Linked DNA regions of Homo sapiens: region 1 is linked to region 2. Evidence: read pairs that join two places in POLR2A ChIA-PET (ENCODE). Cell type or tissue: PC-3. All regions are shown on one strand. Links, peaks and the distances in the headings refer to the core of each region. The heading gives the core; the rest is flanking DNA.

The links. Peaks named below come from ENCODE experiments on the same cell type or tissue, not always from the same donor. Only the 100,000 strongest peaks of a DNase experiment are listed, where the experiment ranks them.
Region 1: POLR2A ChIA-PET joins it to region 2 with 5 read pairs; 7 of 35 experiments call an interaction of 5 or more read pairs at or near these places.

Annotation. Positions count from the first base shown.
Region 1 is chr6:151,082,680-151,087,204 of GRCh38, reverse strand. The region is part of intron 26 of MTHFD1L (methylenetetrahydrofolate dehydrogenase (NADP+ dependent) 1 like); the gene reads right to left. Among named protein-coding and RNA genes, the nearest start is that of MIR12131, 18 kb to the left of the region's middle. In PC-3, for the core only: no CTCF peak of the experiment used is centred there; a DNase peak (open chromatin) is centred at 1,814; H3K27ac peaks cover 3,592 bases.
Region 2 is chr6:151,308,824-151,313,079 of GRCh38, reverse strand. The region is part of intron 3 of AKAP12 (A-kinase anchoring protein 12); the gene reads right to left. Among named protein-coding and RNA genes, the nearest start is that of AKAP12, 71 kb to the right of the region's middle. RefSeq lists an enhancer at 1-293. In PC-3, for the core only: no CTCF peak of the experiment used is centred there; no DNase peak of the experiment used is centred there.

The DNA of each region.
Region 1 (4,525 bases), core at 227-4,226, 230 kb after region 2:
TGATCTCAGCTCACTGCAGCCTCCGCCTCGTGGGTTCAAGCAATTCTCCTGTCTCAGCCTCCCAAATAGCTGGGATTACAGGTGCCCGCCGCCATGCCTGGCTAATTTTTGTATTTTTGGTAGAGACAAGGTTTCACCACGGTGGCCAGACTAGTCTTGAACTCCTGACTCAAATGATTCGTCTGCCTCGGCCTCCCAAAGTGCTGGGATTATAGGGGTGAGCAATTGCGCCTGGCTGACGATACAATTTAAATAAAAAGATTTTCTTTTCAATGAAGTAACTAAAAAAATTCAAGTCTTTATTTATTAAGCAGGAGTATTTTCTGAATTGTTAACACGGTGCCTGGCAATATTAGACCCTCAGAAAGTATTTTTGGTCAGGCATGGTGGTTCACGCCTGTAATCCTGACACTTTGAGAGGCTCAGGTAGGAGGATGGATTGAGCCCAGGAGTTCAAGACCAGCCTGGGCAATATGGCAAAGCCCCATCTCTACAAAAAACAAACAAAAATTAGCCAGGTGTGGTGGTGCACAATTGTGGTCCCAGTTACTTAGGGGGCTGAGGTGGGAGGATCTCTTGAGCCCAGGAGGTCGAGGCTACAGTAAGCCATGTGCACCACTGTACTCCAGCCTGAGCAACAGAGCCAGACCCTGTCTCAAAAAAATAATTAATATTTAAAAAAACAGATGAGTAAAGATGGAGGACAATTACAAAATGGGAAACAAACAACAAAAATTGCTCAGAAATTAGGCCTTTTCTTTCTGTCTCTTCCCTTTTCTTTGGATGTGAGGGACGGAATTGTTTATATCAAATGGCCATGTTGATAATTATACAAATGTAACTCTAAGATGATGCACGAGGATAAATGGCCCAGTATCAATGTCAAGTGACCGAGGGGAAAGGAGAGAGAGAGAGAGATGAGGGGAGAGAGAGACACACACTATATAATGAAAATAGATTGTGCTGCTACAGTTGCAATTTCTATTTGCTTGACTTAGTAGAGATGGACTCTCCTGGGATTTCTTTGGGGTAGCTGGGAACCTGCACCGCTGTAACTACATTCCTGGTCGGCAGGGATGCTCTGGGGTTGATGGTGTGTGCTCTTAGAGTATACTTCTCTCTCATGGTGGCTGATCAACCCTACAGCGTGGACTCTCTTGAGTGCCTGTTACTGTACCAAAGGACCGAAACGGTGAAGTTCATTCGACTCAGCAACCTTTGCTAAGAGCTTACTACAAGGACACCCAGGTGACCAGGACCCAGTCCCTGCTAAGAGCTTACTACCAGGACACCCAGGTGACCAGGACCCAGTCCCTGCTAAGAGCTTACTACAAGGACACCAGGTGACCAAGACCTGGTCCCTGCTTGTAGAGGGGCAGACTACACAAAGCAGACCCTTGGGACATTCAGGTCAAAGTCATTGTTTTTTTTTTTGAGACAGAGTCTCGCTCTGTCGCCCAGGCTGAAGTGTAGTAGCACAATCTCTGCTCACTGCAACCTCTGCCTCCTGGCCTCAAGTGATTCTCCTGCTTCAGCCTCCCGAGTAGCTGGGATTACAGGCACCCACCACCATGGCCAGGTAATTTTTGAATTTTTAGTAGAGATGGGGTTTTGCCATGTTGGCCAGGCTGGTCTCAAACTCCTGACCTCAGGTGATCCACCCGCCTCGGCTTCCCAAAGTGCTGGGATTACAGGCGTGAGACAACGCGCCCGGCCAAAAAATGTTTTGCTTTCTTTACTTTTCACTTCAAAAGAACGAACAGAATAAATTCCTAACTTATGACTTTCTAAGACGTAAGTCATGTTCAATTACTATAAAAATTACCACACTGTGTTTGCATATTGTGACAGTACTACAGAGCTCAAGCTATGCCAATTATTTCAGTGGCCTTGAATGACTGAACAAGTACAATTATTTCTCTTCTTTTGTAAAGAAGACTATAAAGTTTTTTAATGGTAGAAAGCCTGTTCCTGATTAAATTTCTATTCGTTTTTAAAAATTTACTTAAAATATTTTCAACATAGAAGAAAAAAGTCCTCCACTTCTAATACTGCTTCCAGAGGTAACCTCTGCAAATAATTTTTATGTAATTATTAAATTACATAAATAAAAATTACTCACAGGTAATTTTTGATTCCTATATAAACAATGTGCTTATCTAATGTGTGTGTGTGTGTATATACATATATAAATATATACATATATATATATATATATATTTTTTTTTTTTTTTCTTTGAGATGGAGTCTCACTCTGTCACCCAGGCTGGAGTGCAGTGGCGCGATCTCGGCTCACTGCAAGCTCCACCTCCCGGGTTCAAGCGATTCTCCTGCCTCAGCCTCCCGAGTAGCTGGGACTACAGGCACCCGCCACCACGCCTGGCTAATTTTTTGTATTTTTAGTAGAGACGGGGTTTCACCGTGTGTTAGCCAGGATGGTCTCGATCTCCTGACCTCGTGATCTGCCCGCCTCGGCCTCCCAAAGTGCTGGGATTACAGGCATGAGCCACCACGCCCGGCCCGTCTAATATATATTTCTATAGTTATATACAGAAATTGAATAGTTCTACATGCACAGTTCTGGAGTTTGACTTTTAGAAAGATTAATATTTAAAATCAGTAATTAGGCCAGGCACAGTGGCCCACACTCGCAATCCCCACACTTTGGGAAGCCGAGGTGGGAGGATCGCTTGGGGCCAGGAGTTCAAGACCACCCTGGGCAACATAGAAAGACCCTGCCTGTACTTAGAAAGCTTCCCCCAGCCCCGACCCCAGGTATTACATTACTTCCATTTCATTCTTCATGTTTTCAGACAACGTCCTGCTCCGGTGCCCGGAAGACACGCGTGCCAGGCTTGGCTGAGTCCTGCAGCCCCAGCCATTTCTCTCCACGGTCATTCTCAGGCTTGCTGACCCATGTGAGCAGTTCCGGGCCAAATATCCACATCTCGTGTGATCCAGTGTAAGACAGAATGTCTTCTTTGGTAGCACCTTTTTCTTTTGTCTTGATTCTTTTATTTATCTATTTTCAAAGTAATAAATTGGTGCCCTGGCAACTCCAACAGTGACACTTCTGAGGGAGGCATTTAACATGTAGAAAATGTAGCTATAGATGTAGCCAGGCTCAAGGAAGGTTTCTGAGGAAGTGAATTTCTTGTATTTCGGGACCTCATTTATAACTTGTGTTTGTTAAGTTCTGACCATACTCCAGGCGCCATGCTAAGCACGTTGTATGCACCATATCTCATTTAATCCCAAGAACCCTGTGAGGTCAGGGTTATTGTTATTTACATTATCCCCATTTTGCTGATTAGAAAAATGAGAGATTTCCAAAATGATACAAATACAGTAACTACTCGAGCTTTTTTCTTAAAAATAACAGGCTTGCTACTCTTTCATGGCCAGCTAGAATACACAGATTTTTTGTACCTATCTGAAAAGTGTAAATGGTCACCATTATGCAATGAAGTAACCAATTTAGTCAAAGTAACATATTTAGTCAAAAATTAAAAAAAAATCAATCATAGTTATGTCAGAAATGTGCTTTGGTAACTCTCTAGTGGGTTGGCAAAATCCAATACAGACAATTGTGAAACAATGCCACTATTGATCAAGTAGCTGGTTTCTCTGTCACTTATATGCTTCATTTTTATTCATTACCAGAAAGATAAAAGAAAGGCCATGACTACAAGGGTATAAACTTATTTGTGGCCGGGCGCTGTGGCTCACGCCTGTAATCCCAGCACTTTGAGAGGCCGAGGTGGGCAGATCACGAGGTCAAGAAATCGAGACCATCCTGGCCAACATGGTGAAACTCCATCTCTACTAAAAATACACAAATTAGCTGGGCATGGTGGCAGGTGCCTGTAATCTCAGCTACTCGGGAGGTTGAGGCAGGAGAATCGCTTGAACCTGGGAGGCAGAGGTTGCAGTGAGCCGAGATGGCACCACTGCACTCCAGCCTGGGTGACAAGAGTGAGACTTCGTCTCAAAAAGAAAAAAAAAAAAATTGCATTTCATTCTTCGTATTTGGAGAACGATGGAGATTCTTCCCTGCCTTTCCTTATTTCACTGTAATGATCACACCTGAGCCTTTCAACAACACTATGAGACAAGTGAGTCGGGAGAGACTTGCCCATTCCCATCTACAGGTGCAGAAACAGCCTCCAGGCAGTCATGTGAGTTTCCCTGAGCCCATTAGGAAGGAGAACTGCAAGTGCAAAGGTTCTACTGGGGACCCAAAGTCTGAGGGGTAATGGGAACCAGATCAAGACTTTCAGGTGTGGGGCAAAGCATTATCGGGAGACAGGGGACTCTACCCTATACGAATTGCATCTTGCTGGGTGAGTTACTTCGCTCAGCCTTCACTTCTTTTGTTTTGTTTTTTTTGATTGTGATTGTCAAAGGTCAGCCCTCGTTCTTTATCTATAACTACAGCATGAGTATAACAATATATTATGGAGTCATTTCAAAATTCAAATGAGATGAAGGACCCTAGTTTAGAGTTTAATACACAGTACCCATT
Region 2 (4,256 bases), core at 1-4,000:
GCCGCAGTCTTTAAGCAGGAAATGAATTGATACAGAGTTAAAGCCAACAGCTCCTCCTCACCTAGATGATTATAAATGTAATACTGTGAACTCCAACTGAAAACTGTGTCTTCATTTATTCATATATTTGCTGAGCGCTACCTCTGTTCCAGCTACTGGTCCAGGCTCAGAGGATTCAGCACTGAACTAAACAGCCCCCCTCACCCCATCTCCTGCCATGGACCACCCTCCGAATCCCCATCCCAAGAAAACTCTGCCCTCATGATTCTTTTTTTTTTTTTTTTTTGGAGACAGAGTCTCCCTCTTGTAGCCTAGGCTGGAGTGCAGTGGCACGATCTCGGCTTACTACAACCTCCAGCTCCCGGATTCAAGCGATTCTCCTGCTTCAGCCTCCCAAGTGGCTGGGACTACAGGCGCCCGCCACCACGCCCGGCTAATTTTTTTGTATTTTTAGTAGAGACGGAGTTTCACCGTGTTAGCCTGGATGGTCTGGATCTCCTGACCTCGTGATCCGCCCACCTCGGCCTCCCAAAGTGTGGGGATTACAGGCGTGAGCCACCGTGCCCGGCCGTCCTCATGATTCTTATATTTTATTTTATTTTTTGAGACAGGGTCTCAATCTGTTGCCCAGGCTGGTACAGTGGTGCAATCATGGCTCACTGCAGCCTCAAACTCCTGGGCTCAAGTCAAGCGATCCTCCCACCTTAGCCTCCCAAGCAACTAGGAATACAGGCGTGCACCACCACGTCCAGCTAATTTTTTTAAACGTTCGTAGAGACAAGGGTCTCACTATGCTTCCCAGATTGGTCTCGAACTCCTGGGCTCAAGTGATCCGCCCTCCTCGGCCTCCCAAAGTGCTGGGATTACCGTTGTAAGTCACCGCACCTGGGCTTGATTCTTATATTTTAGCCAAAGTGTGGGTGAGAGACAGATGTCAAATGCCAGATGTTAACAACTGGTGTAGAGAAAAGGAAAGGAGGAGTGGAGGGCTGTAATGTGGGTGACAGGCACTTCTAACAAGATACCAATGATGTCACAATTTGAAAACTGAAATAGAAAAGGAATCAAATCATAAAAATATTCCTTCTGGGCAGAGAAAGCAGCCTCTTGCAGAGGAAACAGGTATGGGGTGGGGGAGTCATCTTTGAAGAGGCTCAGAGCAGGTCTTAGGGTGCCTACTATACAGATAAAGTTATTAAATGTTCAAAGCAAAGAAGAACGACTTTTAACTCAGAATGGATTTTCTGTAAGGTAACAAGATCTTTAGGGAGGGCTGGGATTATCTGGCGGTAATCTTTCGGCCTTTCTGTTTCCCAGAGGAACTGTACACCAGGAGCTGGTGGGTTCAAATGGCAAATTTAATAAAAGCAGACGATGACATTAAGCGCCATTAGAAAAATGAAATTCTCTAAAGTGTTGTATTTGTTACTATATCTGGGGGAAAATACTCAGATGTAGAAAAGTGGAATCCTGTAAAACGTTAAGAAATACATCCCCTCAAAGACTTCTGCTTTAAGTGACAGCATTTTGAGGGTTTTTGTTTCTCATTTTTCCCCGGGGGTGGGGGGTGTGATCACAGCTGGTGTCACAGTGGCGGTCCACGTGCACACACCGGGAGCCGCCTCTATACCGTTATCTGATTAGTGTAACAAGGCCTGGTTCATCTGGTCACTGGCTGACAGTTTTAAAGCAGCTAGCCCCAGAGTGGCAAATGCCAAGGTCAGAGCACCCAGCTGCTTCCTGCTCCATTGCTGCTGGTGTAAATATCCTCAACTCTGGGTACACAAGAGGTGTGAACAGAAATTACTTAAGGCTGGCTGTGGTGGCTCACTTCTGTAGTCCCAAGACTTTGGGAGGCTGACGTGGAAGGAAGCTTGAAGCCAAGAATTTGAGACCAGCCTGGGCAACATGGCAAGAACCTGTTTCTACAAAAGCATTTTAAAGAACTATCTGGCGCAGTGGCACATGCCTCTAGTCTTAACTACTGGGAAGGCTGAGCCAGGAGGATCACATGTGCCCAGAAGTTTGAGGCTACGTCGAACCATGATTGCACTACTGCACTCTGACCTGGGTGACAGAGCAAGGGCCTCTTTAAAAAAAAAACTTTCTAAAGCTAAGGAAAAGATTGCCATTGTCTGTTTGCTCACAGAAACAAATGTGACCTGTGAAGGTTGGAGAAAAGCTGGTTTTCACATGCTTTAAAATGTTTGCTGTACGTACTCTGCAGAGACGCAAATCTCAAAAAGAAAACAAATAACTGCATTGTAAGTGATTAATTCAAATGGATGAAGACCTGAGATAATCACTGGATTACTTGTATATGGCAATGAGTTTTGCAGACACTTTATTTCAAAATCAAATATGCTATTATCAAAATAAATAAGGTGTTGCTTTTTGAGTAACTGATTTTCCTCAACTGTTCGGGGAAAAAAAAATCATCTGCCTAACAGATACTAAGATTGAATTTCACGTTTAAATTTCAAAGTTGTTCTAATTACCAAAAGTTAAAAAAAATATAGAGACAGGGTTTCGCCACGTTGGCTGATCTCAAAATCCTGGACCCCAGCCTCGACCTCCCCAAGGGCTGTGATTACAGGCGTGAGCCACCGCCCCCAGCCTGCAAAACTTTTAAATCTAAAATTGGTCTCAGCCCAAGATACAATGTTTTAAAAATCATTCCTGTTTGGGTTTCTGTTTTGTTTTTGTTTTTTTTTTGAGATGGAGTTTCGCTCTTGTTGCCCAGGCTGGAGTGCAGTGGCGTGATCTCAGCTCACTGCACCCTCCGCCTCCGGGTTCAAGCGATTCTCCTGCCTCAGCCTCATGAGTAGCTGGGATATCAGGCATCTGCCATCCACGCCCAGCTAATTTTTTGTATTTTTAGTAGAGACGGGGTTTCACCATGTTGGCCAGGCTGGTCTGGACCTCCTGGCCTGAGGTGATCCACTCGCCTCGGCCCCCCAAAGTGCTGGGATTACAGGTGTGAGCCACTGCACCCAGGCTCTTGTTTGGGTTTTTAACAAAGAGAAGACCGTACAAGCCATAGACTATAAAACGATTGATAATTTGGGTTGCGGAAAGGGAGCTTTTCTTTTTCTTTTTTTTTTTTTCATCTTTTCGGTAGAAGCAGATTTGCCCCAAACCAATGGCACTTGTGCAGTCTCTGTGAATGCTGGGAACAGCACAGCATGACAGCACTTTTTAGTTAGGGAGAGGAAGCCCAGTTGCATTTCTATATAAGCTGTTTGTATAAACTGAAAATCCCAAAGCTCAGAAGAAAGGGACTGCTCGCCAAGGCTAAGGTAATTAGTTGTGTTTATTTTCATTATAAATAAATGTTTGTGTCCATGCCTCATTGTGTATGCTCTTATAGAAGTCCACCAAATGACATAATCAAGCCCCCTCCCCAAATCTACATATATCAGACCCTGCTGTAGAGTTTAGACAATATTTATATGCGGTTCCTTCTTTCTAACATTTAAGAAAGTTTACAAAGAAGCAGAATTCTGTTTTCATTATAGGAGGAGGGTTGGTTCTGAACTACCAGTATTTCCAGTTTTAGAAAGAGCAAGTGAATCAAAATGGGAAAAAAAATTTCACCTCTAGCTTTGTCTGCCACTGTAAAGTAAAAACCCTCCAGTAGGAATGGCCCTTGTTCATTATTTTCTCCCATCAGTTGATCTTGCTATTTTATCTACAGCAGGACCAAATTCCACTGTGGGCCAGTCCTCCCAGGGACCAAAATGGGTCAGTTCTCTTCTTATTTAAGTGGACAGTGGTAGAAACAAAGGTGTCCCAAATCCTACAGGTCAGTGTCACATGCCAAATTATGCCTTTGTCTATCCTACAGCAAACTGTCATATAGAATTCTGATTTCTGGAAGCAACCATAAAGCCTAATCATGAGCGAGCCGGGCACGGTGACTCAAGCCTGTAATCCCAGCACTTTGGGAGGCCGAGGCAGGCGGATCACCTGAGGTCAGGAGTTCGAGACCAGCCTGGCCAGCATGGTGAAACCCCATCTCTACTAAAAATACAAAAATTAGCCAGGCGTGGTGGTGCATGCCTGTAATCCCAGATACCTGAGAGGCTAAGGCAGGACAATTGCTTGAACCCGGGAGATGGAAACTGCAGTGAGCCAAGATCACGCCACTGTACTCCAGCTTGGGTGACAGAGCAAGACTCCGTCTCAAAACAAAACTAAACAAAAACCTAACCATGAGCTGTCACTGATGTCAAAAGCACGGAAAAATGCTGTTT